2 separate regions of the Mus musculus genome follow, and region 1 is linked to region 2. A link is a loop called in an ENCODE intact Hi-C map of the cell type or tissue named here. Cell type or tissue: gastrocnemius. All regions are shown on one strand. Each heading gives the region's core, and the rest is flanking DNA. Links, peaks and the distances in the headings are about the cores only.

Region 1 (11,301 bases), core at 3,039-5,538, 59 kb after region 2:
CCTCTGTAAGCACCTGCACTCATGTACTAGTGTGTGTGTGTGTTTGTGTGTGTGTGTGTGTGTGTGTGTGTGTGTGTGTGTGTGTGTAGAGACAGAGAGATACACAGAGATACATATATAGAGACACAACACATATACACAGACATACACACAGAGAGACAGAGACAAAGAGATATACACATAGACACACAGAGAGACATACACACACAGACATAAACACAGAGAGAGAGATACGTAGAGATACATACAGAGAAACACATATACACAGACATACACACATGTACAGAGACAAACAGACACATACAGAGACACATACAGAGACATACACACAGAGACACAGAGAGGGAGATACATAGAGATACATATACACACACACATACACAGACATACACAATCACACACAGGCATATACAGTGACATACAGACACACACATATACACATATAGAGACAGACACAGAGAGACACATATACACATAGAAATACACAGAGATATATAGACAGAAACACACACATACACAGACATACACATGCAGAGATATACAGACACACACACACAGAGACAGACATACACAGACACGCACACACATAGAAACAGTGAAAGTGGAGGGACCGTCTATGAGGTCGCCCTAGGCTGTCTCCATGCTCAGTCCTGCAGAGCCCATTCCTCAGCAAACAAAATGTAGCAGCAGGTGAGTCACGGCTTTTACTTGGGGAAGCATGTCTATTAGATACTGGATATTCAGAGTTCCTATCGGGCATTTGTCATGCAGTCCCCTCTGCCCAGCACACGTCTAAGTAACAAAGCAAGGCAGGTGTTCTGCATAAGCTGTACTTGTGTAGTCTGCACTCTGAGAGCCACTCTTACCAGCAAACTTCGAATGGGAACTCTCTGCAAGCCAAGTTCCCAGATTCCAGCAAGGCCTGACCTTGCACAGGCCTTCCCAAGGCTCCCTGTTGCTGACCTGAGGGTCACCTTTCATAGATATGCAGGCACACAAGTCTGTGGATATACTAAGAAAGCATTGAATCTCTCTCTTCCTCTCTCTAAATGATTGACTTGTGTCTCTTACTAAAGTTGTTTTTGGAAAAAAAATCCCAGCAAGATTTTTCTCTTGACATAAAAGCTTATTCAAAGGTTGTATGGGAGAGCGGAGAGCTCAAAGGCCTTAACAAGGCAGAATAACTAGAAACACTCCATCTTACCAAGCGCTCTGTGTAGCTGCAACAACCAAAGTCTTGTGCTTCCAGTGGTGACACGGGAACCCAGGCAGGGGAGAGACTCTAGAAATATGACCAACTGATTTTTAATTAAAATATTTATATGCTATTTATTATGTGTGCATGCACACACACACTATATAGTACACAAGGATCAGAGGGATCAGAGGACAGCTTGTGGGAATGGGGTCGCCTTCCACAATGTGGGTCCCAGGGATCAGATGTGTGTTATCAGGCCTGACAGAAAACACTGAGCCATCTTGCCAGCCCTCGGGTGAAAACACAGGTACACAAGTAATGTAATAGAAGAGGGGAGCTTGGAGAAGAAAACTGCATGTCCAAAAGAAAAATGAACTTCAACAAAAAACCCAACAACTTTTATGAACATTAGCTCGATAGATCCAAGGCTTAAACTGAAAACATAAGGGCCATAATAAACCTGAGCCAAGTATGGCCATGCACGCCTTTAATCCTGGTGCTTGGGAGGCAGAGGCTGGAGGATTTCTGAGTTCGAGGACAGCCTGGTCTACAAAGTGAGTTCCAGGACAGCCAGGGCTATACAGAGAAACCCTGTCTCGAAAAAACCAAAAAACAAACAAAAGAATATCAAAACTTAAAAGTAGAATAAGCTTAATGGGACCTATGGCTAGACAGAAAGTTCCCAGACTGGCTACTAAATGCAGGAGCCATAAAATGAAAAACTTTAGGCTTTTTCAAAAGTCCTGCAGAGGAGATGAAAAAGACACAGACTGAAGGAGAATGTATGCAGCCTGCACTGTTGTCAGATTCTAGAATCTAGAAAGAGTCTGTAAAACCCAACAGTATGAAAACGCAGAACAATCCTATTAGAAAATGGACAAGAGACAAACCTGTCACAAAGCCAGCCCTTTCCGAGGTGCACACTGCCTACGTACCTGTGAGACTGACAAGAATAAATCACCAAATCCCGGTGAGGATGCTGAGAACCTGGGCCAGTTCCACTCCTCTGGTGGGAATGGAAAATGATGCATCACCCTAGACAATGGTTTAGCAGTTTTTAATAAAAACAGACATGAGCCCCGTCCAGCCATCTGTTGATCTAGACATTTGTTCCTGAGAAATGAAAGCTAGCACCTGCGTGCAGACCCTCACAAGAATGTCCTCAGTGGCTGTAGTAGTGGCAGCTCAGACTGGAGGCAGCCCAGGTGTCCTTCAGCAGGTGACTGGTTAACCTAATGGTGATACATCTGTACCACAGAAAACCACCAGCAGTATACAGGACTAGACCATTGATGTGCATGGAGATCTCTGTGGGACTCGGCTAAATGAAAATAGCCCCAACCCTAAATGATTCTGTTTATACAACAAGTTCAAACAAGGAAATGAGGGACAGGCTAGAGGTTGGCAGAGGTGAATGGTCTAGGGGTGAGGAGAGCAAGAAATGAACATGGTTATCAAAGCACCATCCCTCCGGGCAGCTTTCTTTCTGCAAGTCTGATTCATTGTCCTCTATTTCACATACTATCCCTCTTTTGTTTATGTACTTTGCAAATATTTTCTTGAATTCTGTATCTTGTCTTTTCATCTTTATCCCGTGAATTTCCCTAGAACAATATCTTGGCTGTGGTGAGAAACACATGAACATAGGAAGATGATAAGATTTTTTTACACACACATATGCAACACATACACACACATGTGCGTGCACACAACATGCATATGCATGTGCACATGCACACAACACATACATGCACACACATAGGTACATACATACACATATGCTCACACAACACACACACATGCACATGTGCACACAACACACTCTCAGAGTCATGCACATAACACACATGCACACGCACGCACACGCATGCGTACACGCATATGCACAAGTGTAAGTAAAACAGAAACTGTAAGGAAGATGGTGAGGCTGTACCAATGGCAGCATCTGGGCTGTGATATGATACAGCTCGACCTCTGACGCTGAAGCTTCTGTTCTCTCAGATTCAACTAACCATGGGTGGGAGTTATTTGGAAAAAAAAAATTTGACTGAACATAGGAACTGGTTTTGTTTGTTTGTGTTTTTAGCATTATTTCCTAAACAATATGGTGTCCCGGCTTTTTACATAGGATTTCCATTGTTCTAGGTACTGAGTCAGCTGGGGCTGATTTTGAGTGTGCAGGGGTGTGTACAACAAGGTCTCTACAAATACTGTACGTTTCATATGGAGACCCGGGGCCTGGCAGCCTTGGAGGTAGACTTCCTCAGGGATTTAGAGGATTCTGGAGGCAGTGCCTCTGGATCTGAAGGGAGGATTGTACCACAGTTTGTGAACAGTGTTAGCAGTGGGTGGAACTGAGCTGAGCATAAAAGGGGCCTCTCCCTTAATTATTTCTTACAGCTACATAGAAATCTATAATTACATCAGTAAAAAAATGCAGTTAAAAATAATAAAGCAAGCATAACTCCATAATCGTGGAGAAAAGGCTGTGGTAGGCCCCGTGCTGTCTCCCAGCGGGATCCTCGGGGGCTCTCAGAGCTTTGTGAACCACTTCCGTTCCAATCCTTGCTCCCCTTCAAAGCTCTCTTCGCCCTTCTCCTCACCTGAGAGATGAGAGATGATAGTGTCTGTCTCTAACAGATCTGAAATGCCTGGGACCTTAGCAAGGGGAAGCCAGCAAGGCAGAGCCTGGCTGTGCACACCTGGAAGCCATCAGCCCCAGGGAAGGCAGCTGGGTCTGCTTGCCCTTGCTTCCCCAGGTTCAAAACCCAAGGGAGAGCCTTCAGATGAGAGCTTTTGAGGTTCCCCCGAAACTGTCCGCCTCCCCGAGGCCAGAGGTTCTTTATGAGTTGAGATGAAGGCTAATGTATAACAGCTCTGGTATTTACCGAGGCGCTCGAGGTGGAGATTCCATCGGGGAGGTAGCCTTGGGCTGGGGGTGTAGCCCAGTGTCGGAGCTCTTCTGTGAAGTCCTGAGTTACAGCCTCACCACGGAAAGAAAGATAAGTGGAGCATACATGCTCTTTAAAGCAACCGGCTGGAACACTAACCTGCGCCTAGGCTTCTGAGAGTCTGGTTTAACCCCTCCCCCACCCGCCCACACCACACACACTTGCTGGGCTTTGTGTTAGGGGAAAGAAATGGAAACACCCAGCCACACATCCCCACGAAAACATTAGCACAGAGATTCGTCCAAGAGCAGGAAAGGTGGCTTTCAGCATTATGCCACTGTCCCCGAACACTCCAAATAAGCACATAGCCTAGCTAAAATATATTCAATGTCCAGACAAGCCTGTCTTGTTTGCTCCCTACCGCTTCAATCTGGCTACCTCACTGAACAGTCTCCACACCCCTCCCTCCTTATCCCGAGCTGGGAAGGAGAAATATGCCAAGATGCAGCAGGAGGTCTGGTCCCATCGGAGAGACCAGGACCCAGATGTCTGCTGCCTGCCTGCAGAGGTGACAGGCATAGATAGAAGTCTCTGTGAGAGAGATGGATGGATGGAGTTATTCTCACCCTTGACCCAGGAGAGGCCAAGATCTGAGAAAAACATGAGATTTTTGTTTGCTTCTTCATCAAAATGACTGTCAAATGAAATGACCATATGAAAAAGAAGCCCAGAGCCATCTCTCCTCTGCTAGGTCTCCAGGGTCACACGAGTTTTCAGGGAACAGGGCTCCCAAGATCCCACTGTGTTTCTCGGGCAACCAGACTGAGCTGTGGACCCAGAAACTCACAGTCTGGGGCCAAGGAGCAAAATGTTTGCCTCTTTTGTGTTTGTGTGTGTGTGCGTGTGTGTGCGTGTGCACCTGTACATGTGCATACATGCCTAATCAAACCCAGGGAAGCAACCCTTCAACCTAAACCCCCAAGTTAACACAATTTAAAGGAAATGTCTGTCCTTTCCCATCCTCTTCAATATAAACTCCGAAAAGTATCGTGTGTGATCCCGTTTCTCTTCGGGATGTCATGGAACCAACTTTTGCCTTCCTCCCTGCCACCACACACAGAGACACACACAAAGATACATGTGTACATAGACATACACACACAGATACGTATACACACAGGCACACATAGCCTATACACACATATTCATATGCATACACACATAGCCACACAGATACATATGTACAGAGACATACATGCACACATCATATCCACACATACACACACACATACGCGCACACACACACACATGCACAAGCACATATGCACACACTGCTTTCCCAGCTTAGCAACTGTCTAATCCGTCCCTCCCTCACATGCCGAGCCTTTGTGCTTGCTTGTCTTTGTTCCCCTGCCAGCTCTTGAGCTCAGGGGGCTGCCTTGGGGTGGCAGCAGGAGCCTGTGGAATGCAGCTGTGGGTCGGCAGCTGGATCCATGTACCAACAAAGCACCACGGGGCGGGCAGGCCGAGTGCTCATCTTCCAGCCCCTCCCACCTTGGGGAAAGCAGGCTCACGACGAGCCAGCTGCAGCCTGACAGTTGTGGCCACCACCACGGGAGGATGCCAGAGGGTCCCCTGCCTGGCCTAGCAAGGGTCTCTCTTCCTTGTTTAGTCAGCTAGGGTATAAGAAGGAATAAGATGAGACAGAGCCTTTGGGGCCAGGACCCCCCAGCGAGACTGGTGATGAGTCTCCCTCCTAATGAGGTGTCCAAGTTACAACCAGCCTTTTGGCCCTGTCCACCCTGTGGTTCCCAGGGCTGGTTAGAACTTGTTAAAGTTGAACGCATGCATTACCCGCTTGTTCTCTAGCAGCCTAAAACAAAACAAAACAAAAAACAAAAACAAAACAAAACAAAACAAAAACACAAGCCTTGGGCGACACCCTGGCTCTGCAAAGGTTTTGGAAGCAGAGGCCACCCTTACCCCCACCCTCCCACCCTTAGGAACTTATCCTTGACTCCAAGCACCCCTCCCTGGCCCTCCTCTGTGGGAAGCCACCCAATGCAGTGCCTGGTGTTATTTGCTGGCTGCCTGTGAAACTTGATCCCCTCACTCCCAGAGGCTGAAGTTTGCATAAGAAAGCAAGCATGGACCCCTTATACTTTCAACGCTTCCCGCAGGTATTCATTTTGCAATTAAGTTGTTCATTAAATCTAATGGGTCTGGAGATGGTTAAATACTTGAGTAGCAACCTCCCTTCATGCAGAAGTTGACTGAGCTGCCGTGCAAGGCTTCTTGCCTGCTAGCCTCTTGTCCCAGTAGCACAATTCTTGCACATTTTTAGTTTCAAAACACGTTTGCACTGTGTTGTGTGTGTGTGTTTCAGTGGCTATGTGAATGTCTAGGTCTGTGTTCTGGCAGGGATGGAGCCTGTGTGTGTGTGTGTGTGTGTGTGTGTGTGTGTGTGTGTGTGTGTGTGTTTGAATGTCTGTGTTGGTGTGCTGGGAATGGAGCCCTGTGCCCATGTGTGGTAGGTAAGCTTCTACAACTCAGCTACATCCTCCGCCCCTATATTATTCTGACCCCATGCCTTTCCTGTCCAGGGTCATCAGAGCCCAAAGGTCTTACTGGAGGAAGTGCAGCCACTAGCTGCTGCAGCAGGATGTCACCTCTGTCCTCCCTGGTCTCCTGCCTCCCCCTGGTCTGGCTGACCTTGCCTCTGCCCCATATATGTACCCTGAAAGAACAGAACAATAGGTAATCGCTCTGAACTCTTGCCAGATCTGAGAAATGGGACAACAGTTCTCAACTGCCAGTATCTGCAGGGTGGTCTGAGGGTTAGGCCAATGAAGTAAAGCACCAAAGAAATAAGGGATTGCTGCATCTTACAGGTGCCTGCAAGCAATGTAACAACATTGCTCAAGTTTTTATAATCATTATGCAACTATGTGTCCCCAGATGAATCTATGTTTACATTTTAACTTCATATCCAAAACTACCTGTGAAGGGTCACTTCTGATCAGAACCAAAATAATTCTTTCAGATGTGGTAAGAGAGCCCTAGAGGTGGACCCTGGGGACTGGAGGATAGTGCTCTGCCCCAGTGCTCGGCCTAGACAGCATGATCTGAGAGTAGGATTTTATTACATTACTATCTCCTTATCTTTGTAATTGCTTTAAATTGTTTTCCCTGATGCTGAGTGATGTGCAAGGGAGATTGGGGGTGCCAGCGTGATGTAATGGGAGTCTGGATTAATGACAGTGATGTCAAAGCCCGAGAATGTGGAAGCAAACCAGAGCTAGAGCTAACACCATGCTTGGAAGACTTGTTGGGATGTCTGTCTGTCTATTTGTCTGTCTGTCTGCCTACCTATCTACCTACCTACTTATTTAAGATCACAGTGTGCCCTGGAAGTATATCTTGGTCTCCTTAGTGCCAAGTGATTATGAAAACAGGTTAAACTAATGTGATTCTCATGCTACATAAAGCAAGCAGGCACTTGCTGGACCCCAAAGAAACAAGAGTTCCCTGGGTTTTCTCCATGGGAGACTCAGGATCTAAGTATAGGTGAGTCTGAAGGAAGCCTGAGTGTACATGTTACCAAATATTTAAAAACTCTGGGACTTTTTTTTTTTTTTTTTTTGGTTTTTCAAGACAGGGTTTCTCTGTATAGTCCTGGCTGTCCTGGAACTCACTTTGTAGACCAGGCTGGCCTTGAACTCAAAAATCCGCCTGCCTCTGCCTCCCGAGTGCTGGGATTAAAGGCGTGTGCCACCATGCCCGGTGAAACTCTGGGACTTAAATAGTACTTAGAGTCATTTGACCCCATGCCTTTCCTGTCCAGGGTCACCAGAACCCAAGGGTCTTTCTTACTGGAGGAAGTGCAGCCACTAGCTGCTGCAGTGGGATGTCACCTCTGTCCTCCCTGGTCTCCTGCCTCCCCCGGTCTGGCTGGCCTTGCCCCTGCCCCATTGTTTATGAAATTCTAACAACCTAGGTTAGGATACAGCAGCTCAGGGGGTGGCCGATGAGGACTGCAGTTCTTCAAGGCACAGACTAACCACAGGGCCACCGCTGGTCCGTAGGCTTGCTCTCTATTCTGCTCTGGTGATTAGAAACTGCCAGAGGCTTGGGACAGCCCGGCAGGACGTGGACCCTCCTTCTCTTCAAGGCCAGCTCTGATATTGTGTGTGGCTTCCCTGTGGCCATAATTTAGCAACAACTGTGCTTTGGCTTAGGGCCTAATAAATGTCCTCATTGTCTGAATCAGAACCGCACTGGGGAAATGACGCAGGGGCCAGTGAGCCCAGAGACACACAGCCCTCTTGTCTGGCACCCTGGACTCCTCCCCTCTGACCCCCTCAGACCCCCTCTGACCTTACTCTCACTGTGCTGAGCCTGGGTGGCAGTAGACTCCAGTGCAGGGAAAGTGGAACTCAGATCTACCACAGCCTTAACTTGCTAGCCCAGCTCTGCATGTTCAAGCACAGCCAATGTCTGCAATGTTCCCTGTGTCCAGTCTTCCAGGTCCTGTGTGTACCAGCACTTTTGACTGAGACTTATGGCCAGACCTCAGGAGTCCTCTGTTCTCTCTCTCTCTCTCCCTCTGTCTCTCAAAATAACTTTTAGTTGGATGGTGGTGGCACACGCCTTTAATCCCAGCACTCGGGGGAAAAAGAGGCAGGTGGATTTCTTTGAGTTCGAGGCCAACCTGGTCTACAGAGCAAGTTCCAGGACAGCCAGGACTACACAGAAACACCCTGCCTCGAAAAAGCAAAAAGCAAAACCAGACTATTAGTGATGCTGCTGCTGCTGGTGATAGTGATAATTACAATGATGATGATAAAGGCTCTTGTTATATCTTGATCACAACTATGCCCCCCTACAAAATGCTGGCAAAGAGCTAACAAAATGCCTGTCCTGTGATAGACACTTGACATGCATAGTGTGACTGAGTGAGAAACAGATGGATAGTTAAACGGATGAATGGTGAGTGGGTGGGTGGATGGGTGGACCGGAAGATGAATAGATAAATGGGCAGACTGGACGAAGAGAGGGAAGGTCGGTGGGTGGATAAATGGACCTGAATATCATCTTATATGTGTTCTTGTATTCATTTCTGCACAGAAAAGATCCAGGAATTCTGTGTTGGCACAATGTAGGATTGTAGAGAAATCGTATTTCCTCCTGTTTCACTGGAAAAAAGCCTAGAGGCAGGTGTGCTGGCCCAGAGTTTGGAGTGATACGCTCCCTCGTGGAGGGGGAGGTGCCGCAGCAGGAAGCTTGTCTTAGGTGCTGGCCAGGAAGCAGAGAATGGAGAAAGCCTAATGCTCACATGGCTTTCTGCCTTCCCCACTCCTGATTCAGTTCAAGACTCCATCCCAGGAGATGGTGGAGCCACGTTCAGGCTCGGTCTTCCCTCCTACTCGGGGGTTCTGGGTGCATACATAGGCATCCAAAGCTCGTCTCATTAAGGCCCAGGTGTTCCTAAAGCCAGGCAAGTTGGCGATCGATCCACGTTCACCATCACAAGCCCACCCTCTTCAACTGGATAGCTGACCACTTTGAAACCATAAAATTCTACCCTTGGCCCCATGGGCTCATGGCTGCCCCATAACTCGAAGTGCATTCATTCCAAAACCTTCATAGTTTCAACACTGTTCAAAAGTTTAGTCTTCTTTCAGGCTTCAAGTGTGAGAGCATACAAGTGCTCTCTCTCTCTCTCTCTCTCTCTCTCCTCTCTCTCTCTCTCTCTCTCTTTCACACACATACACACACAATTCTGTCTCCAACTATAGCTACAGTGAGGCTAACACTGCAGTCTATGAAGAGGGGTACAGTTTAGTCCAAAATACAAGCCCTAAATGAAATTCCTAAAACATTCAAATTCTCCTTTTTCTAGCACTTTTGCAGAATCCACCCTTCTATATCTCTGGGACATGGAGCCCATATCCCATGAGCTATTTGGAATGTCCAAAGTAACATGGATGTTTCGATAACAGTTCTCACCACAGGATGAAGGGTGTGCCTCCCTGAAGGGCTTGTATTCAGGTAGTCTACCACACTTGCGGTTAGAGTACTGTGCAGAAACATTATCATTCACATTTATGTATATATCAAATACTCAGGAGGGAGGACAGACTGACACCATGACACAAACTTTTAGAAGAGAGGCTTCTGGGAGGCAGTGAAAGCCAGTGCTGGCCAACGCTCCTAGGTGTCCTCCTGACCATGGCTCCATGCTCTGAGGGGAGAGAGACAATCTAGTCTACAGCTCTGCACTCTCGGGCAAGAGGACTATGCTGACTTGGGTAGATGAAACTTCTAAGCCACGCCTCCTCCTCAGCTTAGCCTTAGCCCTGGGGCAGACAGGGAAGAAGACACCCGCCTCTCTCACACCCAGAGGGGGCACATTTCCTGGTGCAACTGGGACGAAGTCTGTTGTCTACTGTATATGTCTCTTAACACACATGGCAGCCCCACAGACATGACAAATGGAGCTTACAGATCTACCATCAACCCCCCAGTTCCTGTGTTCTGTGGAAGCATGTCCCGCTGCATCTATCACCTAACGCCACTCTCGTGTCTGGGTCACTAGTGGAAAACACCAAATCAGAAAGCAGCAAGACTCCATTTTCACGGTGGGTTTTCTTTTCCCACAGGAATGAAGTTGTGACCTTAATGATGTCAGACCCTTGCTTTTGAAGGGAACAAAGCATTTAAAATTAAACTCCAAGGTTGTCCCAGATACAGAAATAAACTTTTAAAAAATCCCCAAGCACGTGACAATCACCATATGTGCACAGGAACCTGGAGGATGAGTTTTTGATAAAGAGTTTTACCCCAAACAAATAAGCTCGCTGCAGAGGAAATTCTGTTCTTATGTTCCGGGACGGGTATCTTAGTCATACGGTTTCTCTGTTGTCTGTTTTTACACAGTGGCAATCTTATTGCCTTCGGAAAATTTCCTGACTATAGCAACGTTCTCCAGCAGGAAGAAACAGTGAGTATAAAATAGCCACATTCTAACAAATCCACCAGTATTAGGGATCGCATGTCAGCTGTGTCCTTATTCCTTCACCCTTTTGGTTTCGCCTTTGAGTGTCCAGCATACATCACTCTCAGCTAGGACAGACCTGGCCCCTGCCCTTGGGGACCACACTGCTCAGCTGCAGTCACTGCAGAGCTGTACTTCTTGAGGTAGAATTCTAA
Region 2 (11,301 bases), core at 5,258-7,757:
GTTTCTTCTTTGAGCATGACTACTAACAAACCACAACCAACACCCCTGAACAACCAATAACCACCCACCTTGCCTCTCCCGGCCCTAACATTTATAAACCCTCTGAAAAGTTCCCAGCATTCCAAATGTTACACAATCGCAGAAACTATCTGCAGCTGGCAAAAACCACGCCTCTGCTAAGCATGAGGCAAATCACAGTCAGCTGCTGAGGTCAGCCTGAAGCAGGCCCATATCTCATATCTGGGATTAAAAGGAAAACACTTTCTTATATTTCTGTGATTTTGAAAGAAACCAAAACTCCACAATTGTTGCTTCATTTCCCTTTTTCTGTTTTAGGCCACTGATGGGGCTGTGCATAGCAGGAAATTAGAAACAGACATTTTCTTTCGGGTCAGTGGCCAAGGTTTTCAGGAGACCCCTCCTGTTCTTTCTGCTGGAGCAGCTTTGCCTGTGATGTAGGGAAACAGCAACAGCTGAGCAATCCCATCACCTGTGTTAACTTGCATCTCTCTTTTTTACATAAGCCATAATTTGAAGTTCTCCTTCGACATCTTCATTTATAATTCCTGGATGCACAATGAATCCACGGGAAGTTAACCCATCCCTTCCCAAGATCATCCCTGCCGTCCCCGAGGGCGAAGGACCACAAACTTCCGTAGTTATTTTATAGCACTGAGTTTTGGGGGATTAAAGTAAGATGTTACCCATGGTCAATGGCTTGTAATTTTTGCTATGGGGCCTGAGTCAGGCCCCCAAAGTCGTTTCCTATGGTAAGAAAATACCGTGAATATCTCTTCTGGATCTGCACTCCTGAACCCAGTGGAGGCCTTTGCCAAGTCACATACACACCACAGGAAGCCTAGGCATTCTTTCTGTTTGAGATTTAGGAAAACCATAGCTCCTAGAAATGACTTGTTTACTTTTTGGCACAAAGTATTGTATTTCTCAAAGTTAACACTGGGCATTTTGATGAGGGTTTGGTTGGTCCACAGTCTCTTTGCAGTTGACTGCATTTCCCACAATTGAAGCACCAGGCATTTTGGTATTGGAAATCTCTAGCTATAGCTTTGAGATATATATATATATTTAGCAAGGTATATTAGAACTGATATAGGTCGTTTCCCTTATCCACTTGTCCATAGGTGCTACCCTGCCTTTAATGGTCCAATGACATTTTTACATTTAGCATTTGTCTTTTCAGAGGCCAAGGTGTGTCTATCAAGAGTTTCCCTGTGTTGGGGTCTGATGTGGCTTTGTTCACAGCAGAGATAAACCTTGTTTCCATCTTCAGTGTCACTTTGCCAAAGGCCTGGATTCAAGGGCTTGTTTGTCATCCCAGGTCAACAGAGAGGTGGAGGAACCATTAAGGGCTGCAGCCTATTGGAAGGCAGTTGAATTGCTGGAAGTGTGCCCTTGGCAGGGACATTGGGACCTTGCTTATTCACTCAACCTAGCCACCATGAAGCATGTAGCTTCCCCTACCATGATGTTCTGCCTGCCTAGGTCCAATTGGAACTAGCCAACTATCAACAAACATCAAAACATGCCTTTCTACCTTGTAAGTGGCTTGTTGATGGTTTTGTTTGTTTGGTGTGGTTCTGGGTGTTGCACTTAAAGCTTAAGCTTCACATATGCCCAGAAAATGCCCTACCATGAAAAACATGGCCTCATCTTTTTTTCTTGTAAGTAAAGTCTTACTAAGTTAGCCAGGCTCCTCTAGCTGTGTGTGCGTGCATGTGTGTGTGTGTGTGTGTGTGTGTGTGCGCTCTCACTGAACCCAGAGCTAGTCTGATGGCCACCTAGCCCAACTCAGCTCTGAGATCACAAACAACCACACCCAGCTCATGTAGGTCCTGGAATTTAAAGCAGCAGGTGCTTTACTCACTGAGCCATCTCTCTAGCCCCAGCTAGGTTAGTCTTGGATCTCTCCATAGCCCAGGCAGGCCCTGAAATTCCAATCCTCCTGTCAAAGCCTCTAGAATAGCCACCACAACCTAACGCCACATGTGCCTTCACAATCATGGAGTTTTGTCACAGCTCAGGAGCTACCCCAGCCTTTTACACAGAACATTGCAACCTCAGACTCTCTTGGATTTCTTAGAGCTGTTCCTGGCTTTCTCCGCTATACTAACTCGCCTCTCTCTCTCTCTCTCTCTCTCTCTCTCTCTCTTTCTCCCAACATCATTTCAGGAAGCTATGGAGATACCAGTTCAGTCGAGTGTATCCAAGTCCAAACTCACCATTTCCTCTCTAAGTTGTTCTTCCAAAGCCGCCCTGGTCAGTTGCCAACATCTGTAATCCTCAAATTAAACCATTCTCCCCGGTTCCCATGGCCGAGCCTTTAAGTCCTGCTGCATCTCTTCTTAAAATAGCTCATGAGTTCATCTCTTGCTGTCTCCACACCCACTCATGGTCAAGCCCACCCCCATTATCCCTTGCTTCCCATCCAATTGACCACAGCTTTAGACCCTCCTATGATTTTTCATTTTCTAGGATTTCCTTAATTTGGCCTCAAAAGTGTGAACAACCCAGTGCCCCCAGCTTCCACGCTGGCCATCCGAGCACTTGGATGATCCTTCATTCCCTGCCCCTGGGCCTTCACATCCACCATCATCCTCTGCACACAGGTGACCTCTCTTTATCTTTCAGACCTCCCTGTGAAACACAACTACTCTGATCCCTTGCTCGAGCATGGCATTCCCACTGGCTAGGCACCACTGATGTTAACTCTATAATCCTCTTCGTAACACCCATAGCAGTCACTGGGTCGGTATTGACGGACACCAATCCTGTGTATTGATGCTTCTTCAATACCTGCCTGCTGTCACTTAGACATGGCTTCAGCGTGTCACTGAAAGCTTGGTGTCCCAGTATAGAGATAGTAACAGGTAGACACACAGTTAAGAGATGGAGCCTAGAGAGACAGTGACAGGCCACGCAGCTGCCATCTGCAGGGTAAATGTGTTTTTCAAAGGACTGCTGTTAGTTCCTTCCAGGGCCCGTTCACTCCTAGCCTCACCCTCAAATCTCTTTGGTTTGGTCTTTGCTCACAACTCTTCTTTTTTTAGTTCTTTCCCCCACTACGAGGCTGTCCCTCGTAATTCAGTCAGAAGGCCCTCACCAGAGGTCAGCCTGATGGGACCACATGGTATTGGACAGATGTGAGCTGAATAAACCTCTCCTTGTGTTCCTTAAGCAGCCCCAGTCATTTTTATAGCAACAGTAAATGGGCTAACGCACTACCACAGGGTACAGAACATAACACGAGATTGGTAAATGCTTCTGGTGTGACGTTTTGTTTATAATCTAACGTTGTATGCGTGTGTGTGTGTGTGTGTGTGTGTGTGTGTGTGTCTTCGAGAGGTCAACATCAGGTACTATTCCTCAGGTGCTGACTTGTTTTTGAGACAGTCTCACACTGGGTCTGGTACTCATCCATTAGGTTCAGCTGGCTGACCAGCAAACGCTGGCCATCTCCTGACTCTACCTTCTCTGGTGCTGAAATCACAAGTGCACGATATCACATCTGTTTTTCTGTTTTTGTGGGTTGTGGGGGAAGAGGTTTGAAGTCATGTCCTCTTACTTGCCAGGCAAGCATCAACAACTGAGCTATCTTCTCAGCCCTCATAAATGTGTATATGTTTTCTATGTTGCTTTTTATGTTCTTATTTTCATTTATGTCTTAGAGGAGAAAGAGAAACAGTCTAGGCTGCATTACCCTTAAGTGCAATACTTGGGAATCCTCAAAATGTCATAGTAACCAGGCCTCTACTGTCTTCTACCATTCAGTGCTCAGTGGAGGTGCTGAGAAAGTCGCCTTAATAAGAACCAGCCATTCAATCAGATGGTGCCTTGCCACATGACTTTGTCTCTTTGATTAAACTGTTAAATGAGTTCAAATTAGGGGTGCCCAGAAGACTTCCCAAGACAGTACACACTATTGCTGTCGCTCTTGGCTGCCCATCAGAACTTGACGGAGTTCATAACTGGCTGAGAACACCTCATACTTCCATAAGAGGACATGGCAAAACCAAGACTGTACTAAGCAGCAGGCATCCACTCCCGGCTGGCTTTCACAGTACAGGAGGAGCCTGCTGTGTAGGCTTCAGGGGGTTGAGGGATGGCTATCAAACAATTTTACCCAGTTGAGAAAACTGTGACCGTGGCGAGAATGTTTCAGAAGAAACCAGCCACTTTCTGGGTGTGTGTAAGACCTGCTCCTCGGGAAGAAACACTTGTTCAGCGCTTTAAACACGCCAAGAACCCATGCTGGGGCGCTCATAGGCCCCAGGGGTGGGTCTATTATTCTGCTGAGTGATAGGAAATCAAACAGCCCTCTAAATCTATGTCTCTGTACCCACCGAGTAATGCGGCGCTCAGACTTGATGGTTAACAGAGAAAATCACAACTGGTCAAAGTGCAGAAGAAAAATGTCAGTGGAGTGCTCAGCCACAGATGGGACATCTATTGCGCAGCCCCGCCCCCCCCCCCCACACACACACACACACAAAAAGACGTGGCAGAAAGGTTGTCAGAGACAGGGGTCAGGGAGCCAAACTGTGTCCTCTGGGCATAATGAACACAGAACATCTATGACTGTTCGCCTAAGAACTGCATGACATCAAGCTAGCTGACAATCCATCTTGGACATGTGGGGGATAAGTCCCCTAATGGAGGCAGTTGGTGGCTTCTGGAGAAGGGAAAGTCAGTGTTTTCATTAAGGGTGTGGCCCCTAGTAGGCCACCCATGCTGCAGTATGTGGCCCCAAGCCCACAAGTAAATAGAAGTATGGATTGGATTTGATGGGTTACTAAAACATGGCCGGGCATGGTTGCACACCTTTAATCCCAGCACTCAGGAGACAGAGGCAGGTGAATCTTTGAGTTCCAGGCCAGCCTGGTCTAGAGAGTAGGCCCAGGACAGCCAGGGCTACATTGAGAGACCCTGTCTCAAAACAAACAAACAAACAAACAAAAAACCAAAAAACAAAAAACCCCAAAAACATGAAATTGGGAGGGGTGGATCTGGGAAGAGTTATAAAGAAAACAAGGTAAATATGATCAATTATATGGAATGAAATTCTCAAAGAACTAGTTACGTATATTTATAAAACTCCAACAACAACAAAAAAACAAAGCAAGACAGCAACTAGTTCAGAGTAATGGTACCCTAGGAGTTAGACAGGACAGATCAGTGTAGAATCTTGTAACAGCCTGATTTTAGGTTCAAATGCTGTGTCTAAATGTAAAGCACATGACTGACAGTTAGTGCTAGCATGAGCAGACGGTAATTTACCCCAGCATGTGTAGGCTAGTCTATGGGAGCTCAGCCTTCCCCATCAGAGCCTTAACCACTCCTGATGAGACACAGGGAAAGTGGGTTAGGGTTTCTCTCTGACCGGGGTATTTTTGGGGGACCACCTAGCATGCCAATGGAAATGTCTCTTTTAAGGAGTGAATGTTTGCATCCCTCTCTTCATCACTGCAGGTCAAACCTTCATCTCTCATGGCATAGATTCTTCATCTGTCTTGTGAGGCTGTGGCAGAGTACATGAGGCTAGAGAATTTATCAATTTAGGAATGTCCTTCTCAACCATTCAGGAGGAGCCCAAGAACAAGCAGTTTCTGCCTGACAGAGTCTTTGCCCAGCAGAGGTGATGACACAGAGAAGTCAGGAAGAGAAGAAAAGAGGGCTCTGACCCATCCTCTTGTTAGACGACTCCTATGATACTTGATGGCCTCTGGAACTCCAAGCTTTTCTGAACTCTGCCAGTCTGTGGCATTTTGTTACAGAAAGCCAGACCGACTATAATGCCCCTCACTCAGCTCCCGAAAATCGACTCTAGAATCAGCTCCTCCAACTGACGGTGGCTGTTGAGTTTAATTTGTGTATGTTCTCCAAGTAGCCCAGGTTGGCTTAGAACTCATGATCCTTTCTGCCTTAGCTTCCTGAGCTGGGTTTGGGGATCCAGCACAAGCTGGTTTGGGTTTTCTTCATGTGTGGTGTAACAATCATTGTCTGTGTAAGAGTTTACTCGGACACAAGCAGTCTGCTCTTACTTTCATCCCCAAACTCGCAAATCTACATTTAACCAGAGAAAATAGCCACTCAGCAGGACTTCCTGTATCCAGGGGCGGGGGCGCTCCACGCGGTCCATCTTCTCAGCTGCGCATTGGCTGAGTCAGCTCCCTACAGTCAGTCCCTGGGCTTCTTTCCAAGTTTCCTTTACTGCAAGTAGCAGAGACGAACTTTTTTTTTTTTTCATACTGACTGCTTTTCTCTAGCTTTAGGAATCTTCGAAGTTTCCCGGTCAAAGAGTTCAAACTGTCTTTGGCTTTTACAACTAAGGGCAAAAGCCACAACTACATGTGTGGCGATGCCCCGTGCCTACCCCCAAAGTGCCGTGGAGCTTGAATTACTCCGGCCCCACCAGTACAAGGTCTTGTCGTTTCTCTTTATTCAAACTAGCTTGTGTAGCAGGCCTTAATTTACTACTTCTTTCTCTGCAGTACTGTCCGTGCTGTGACTCAGAAATCGCTTGATTTGCTGTGTTTCCAGTCAGAGAGCTCTTCCACTAAAGAGTCTCAACACTCACCCCTCAGCTCGTTCCTATTGTCTAACGTGAAGTTTGTTGAGGGGTTAGTATGGTTACACTGCAGGAGATTTACCTGGACAAATTGTGAAGAAGAAGAAAATAGCTAAGCAGGAAGGCTAAGAAGCAGTCCTTCCCCCTTCAGGCACGCTCCCGGAAAGGTGGTGTTCAACGCAGGCCATCTAGTGGATCCTCCTGGGAAAAGTGCCCAGGGGGAGTCAAGAAAACCATTTCCCAGTGCAGAAGGATGGAGCCCAGCTCAGAGACTGGAGTTCTCACTGGAGGAAGAGCTGCAGTTGCCCCTACTCCTGGGGACAGGCTATCCCTTCCCTCTTCCTGGCGTGGGTGTGTGGGAACCGGCACGAATGAAGCCAGTCGTGCGGTTACTAAGCTGCTGGGAGTTGGGGCCTTAACTTTGACTTAGCATGAATTCTGGCCCAGAACCTCGCCCTGCCCCCCACCTCTCCTCAGCGAGGGCCCCACATTACAGGATGTTATTCATCCGACGTCTGTTAGCTGCGGCCCCAGTGTGCCAGGCAGAAAGACTGAGTCAGATTCTGGAGGGAAGAGATTTTGCCAGGAAGACCTGGGCGTGGCTCAGGTAGGTGGAATCTGAGGTCGCAAGGGCATGAGAAATATAAAATCAGGGATGTTTTCACGAGATCAGTAGGATTTGGCTTTCCACACCCACTATTCCTTATATTTAAACAAAACAAAACACGCTTAGGCAGTTAAAAAAAAAAAAAAAAAAACACTTTAAGAAATATACACTGGCCGGGCAGTGGTGGCGCACACCTTTAATCCCAGCACTGGGGAGGCAGAAGCAGGCAGATTTCTGAGTTCGAGGCCAGCCGGGTCTACAGAGTGAGTTCCAGGACAACCAGGGCTATACAGAGAAACCCTGTCTTGAAAAACCAAAAAAAAAAAAAAAAAAAAGAAAAGAAAAGAAAAAAAAGAAAAAAGAAAAGGAATGTATACTGTATGAAACTGCCGGTATGTAATGTGTATGTGACATGTAATTATATAATATTCAATCTAATGTAGTGCCATATATAGCAGATATATAAAGTGGAACTAACAATGAAACAAATATGGAATAAACAAGAAGTGTGTGTTTTCTGTGCACATGTGTGGTCCACTCCTGAGCAGCTGCCAGTGTGTGATTTAGTTCCTGGAGGTGGACTCTGAGGCAGACTTAGAAGATGAGAGCATTTTTTCGGTGGGAGCTTTGAGGAATGAGCAGCATGAACTTCAGATGGAGCCCTCACCGTTATCCCTAAGGACGCCTCTGTCGTAACAGTCTTCTCTCTGAGTCTGCAGGGAGGCCCTCACAGCCAGGACCCCTGTTCCTTTACAGGGTCCCTTAGAGAGCATAGCATCATGTTTGCATAGAACCAGCCTGCATCCTTCTGATGCTTCATACATCCCTAGATGCCTTAGATTCTTGGTACCTGGGAACACCATGCCCTGGGGAAGCAGGGCAAGAGGAGATTCCTGCATCTCCAGTCCTGAAGTCCTTTCCAGAGATGTTTGTTCCATAGTTGTCGAAACTGTCTGTGTGGAAAATCCAGACGTGGATGTTTGATGGTTAAGACCAGTTCTAGTTGTATTCCTCATAATTAGAAGGACAGAGAGGAGAGGAGAGAGAGCGAGTAAGAAGAAGGGAGACAGGGAAAGGAAGGGAGACTTAATTCACTCCAGATACCTGGCTCCCTAGTAGTATTTTTTTTTTTTTTTTGACTTGACCACAGGGTGAACCCAGGGGCTGTGAATCATAAGACTTGCTCCACGAACACTCTGTTCCAAGCCCCTGAACTCTGAGAACTTTTCATGTTGTGTTCAGATCTTCAGGCAACTCGGTATTTCTCTGTGCTTGCCAGCCTTGAAAGGAAGGCGTGTGCTTATCTGTAGTGGGGGGGGGGGGGGCGGGGGGGATGTTTAAATGCAGAAGCAGGCCCTTAAGGCCTGGTTCAGTGACTAGCAGCTTCATTCTGTTTAGAGTTCCTGGACCAGTGATGTGCCCTTCTTCCTGACAGCGTGCATTTAACAACCCCCATTGTACAGGACTGCCAGCTATCTGGCCATGTGCCACTCACACTGCCCAGGAGACACGGGTGCTCACTGTTGGTAGACTCAGCACCCAGGAATGCAGATAGTTGTAGAAGGAAGGTACAAATGAGCACCGTCCCCAAAGAAACTCCATCCTGTGTGAGTGGCTTCAGAGCCTTCGCCTTTCAACATGTGTGCTCAGAGGTAACTTACAGCTGAACCCCACACAGCAAAGTCTGGGTTATAGCAACTTTGCTGAGAGCCAACCCATTCTGGGAGGGGACTGAGCTGTCTCTGAGGTCAAGCTGCTCAGGCACAGCAAACATTCCTTCTTGCAATTTTTTTTTCTGTCTTCCCCTTCCCTGCCACTTGTGACTAACAGTCAGCACACACCACAAAACCATCCTAGCTGGGGGTCACTCTGGCTGTGGTGACCCACTTTATCCTGAACACTCAAAAGTACCAAGTCTGCTGTGGGCCTTGGACTCCCTCCCATCTGGCCTCTCACCTGCCTCAGGTTCTCTGTGTCAGTCAGAAAAGGAAAGGCCCTGTGTCAGGAAAATGCTACCCCCCAGGCCTTGGTGACTTGATACAGGAATTGTTTCCGTCTTCCTGGTGCTATGTGTTCAGTTCGTGTGAGGGGGGAATTTCTACCATGAGGTAGGAACCTAAGTAGATGAGCCTCCTAGCCCAAACCACCATGGTCACAGTGACACAGGGAGGAGACAACATGGAAAACTACACAGATTCCCACAACTTCTGCTCAAGTTTCAACAGCCCCAGCGAACTTTGCAGCCATGCCTGACTACCATGGGCACAGAAAAGGACATTCCTACCATCTACCAGACGGACAGAGACTAAAATATTCAAGGATGATTTTTTAAAACTATTAGACTAGGCTGGTGAGATGGCTCAGCGATTAAGAGCACTGACTGCTCTTCTGAAGGTCTGGAGCTCAAATCCCAGCAACCACATGGTGGCTCACAACCATCCGTAAAGAGATCTGATGCCCTCTTCTGGAGTGTCTGAAGACAGCTACAGGTTATTTACATATAATAAATAATTTAAATTTAAAAAACAAAACAAAAAACTACCAGACTATCTTTAAATCAATGATGCATTTGAACTTGGACTCGTGTGTCAGCCACATGGACCTGAACAGACCTCTCAGACTCTCAGCTCTGCTCGCTCCTTCTATGACAATACACTCACAGTCACAAGGGGAAGAATTCCTGACTGTGGAAGCCAACCGCCACTTCCTGCCAAAGGAAGGACCGGCTCATCATCCCGGGAGATCAGAGTCACATGGTTAAACAAGATTTCCAGAGAATTCCCAAACACCCTCTTAACTCAGCAGGTTCATTGGCCAGCCAAGAAGCATGTCTTAGACCCAGATCATAGGCCGAAGACCCTGAGAGGTACCGAGGTCACTGATCGCCACACACTGTCTCCGAGTGAAAGAACTCTGGTGGGGACATACAGACAGACATGTTTGAAGCATCCATCTAAAGAAAACCTCCCCTGCTGTACAATCTCAATACCTCCGGAATCCCAAAGGCACCGCTGGGAGACATTGACAGTGAGCCGGGGAACTCATCGGGAATGTACTGAACTGAAGCCCAGGAGCAGGGCTGCCAATAAGGGAAAGGCGTCAACCTATGCTGTTCTCACGAACTCCCAGCAGTCATGGCTGCCTTTATGAGACCCACACAACATCAAGTCGGTCAACATTTTAGCGTGGATGGGGGTGGAAGGAGTCCCTACCCCAGCTGAAGAGATATTGTTCGTTTTGGGCTGCTAGGAGAAGGAGGTTATTTTTAGGCTGTGGACCCCTGAAAGGTTAACCATGTTCCAATATATAGCCCCCCACCCATGCATATATGGGTAGCGAAAATTGGACTCGATGGGTTACTTAAAAGAAAAGACATGAAGTTGGGAGGGAGCCCAGCGGTTCAGTGCAGAGATCAGCCCTTTATATCTGAATGCAGAGCTCAAATGTGGGAAATCAGAGATTGAAGGCTTGAGAAGAATTGAACACACACGGCTACTTAGAAGATGACGGAGCCAGCGAGGTTAGGAATCTGGAAGTTGGAAGCGCTGCAGATAGGCCTTGGCTGACAGTCATCAAGGCAGTGAGATCCCAGTCCTGTGACAAGAACAGAACTGATTAGCAATAGGAACTTTCCAGAGCCTCTAGATGAGGACCCTGTATTCCAGTGTGGGGCTTTACAGAGCCACACTGTGCTGGGCCTCTGACCTGCAGACCTGTGAGCTGGTCGTTGGAAGCCGCTGAGTTTGGAACAACTTACTCCAATGCCACAAATAATCTATACAGTGATAAGCGACATAGCATGCTAAGGTGGCCGCAAAGGCAGCCATTGCTTAGAATTTAAACAGTAGAAGCATGAAGTATGAGGGCAGGAGGTTTTCATCACTGACTTGTTCTGGCCTGCCAGGGCACCCAGGTAAGCGGATGGACTTCTGCTTGATTGTTATTGCTTTATGTTTTCACGTTTTCATGTACAGGCACGTGCACACATGTGTTCCTGGGTATGTGCAGGTGAGTGCATGCCACCGTGCGTGTGTGGAAGTCGGAGGACGACCTGGTTGGCTCAAGCCTTCTGAAAGCTTTGTAGCAAAACTCTTGGGAAGCCAGCTAC

The links. Peaks named below come from ENCODE experiments on the same cell type or tissue, not always from the same donor. Only the 100,000 strongest peaks of a DNase experiment are listed, where the experiment ranks them.
Region 1: a loop joins it to region 2, with 2.5 times the contacts of the local background. A loop is called at or near these places in 5 of 42 quality-filtered maps.

What each region holds. Positions count from the first base shown.
Region 1 is chr1:39,695,689-39,706,989 of GRCm38, reverse strand. It overlaps Rfx8 (regulatory factor X 8), which reads left to right. Exons shown (of 15, transcript NM_001145660.1): 5 at 11,029-11,092. Among named protein-coding and RNA genes, the nearest start is that of Rfx8, 20 kb to the left of the region's middle. In gastrocnemius, for the core only: no CTCF peak of the experiment used is centred there; a DNase peak (open chromatin) is centred at 4,586.
Region 2 is chr1:39,757,053-39,768,353 of GRCm38, reverse strand. No RefSeq gene overlaps it. Among named protein-coding and RNA genes, the nearest start is that of Rfx8, 42 kb to the right of the region's middle. In gastrocnemius, for the core only: a CTCF peak has its summit at 6,777 (motif pointing left); DNase peaks (open chromatin) are centred at 6,153, 6,827 and 7,015; H3K4me3 peaks cover 1,365 bases; H3K27ac peaks cover 2,399 bases.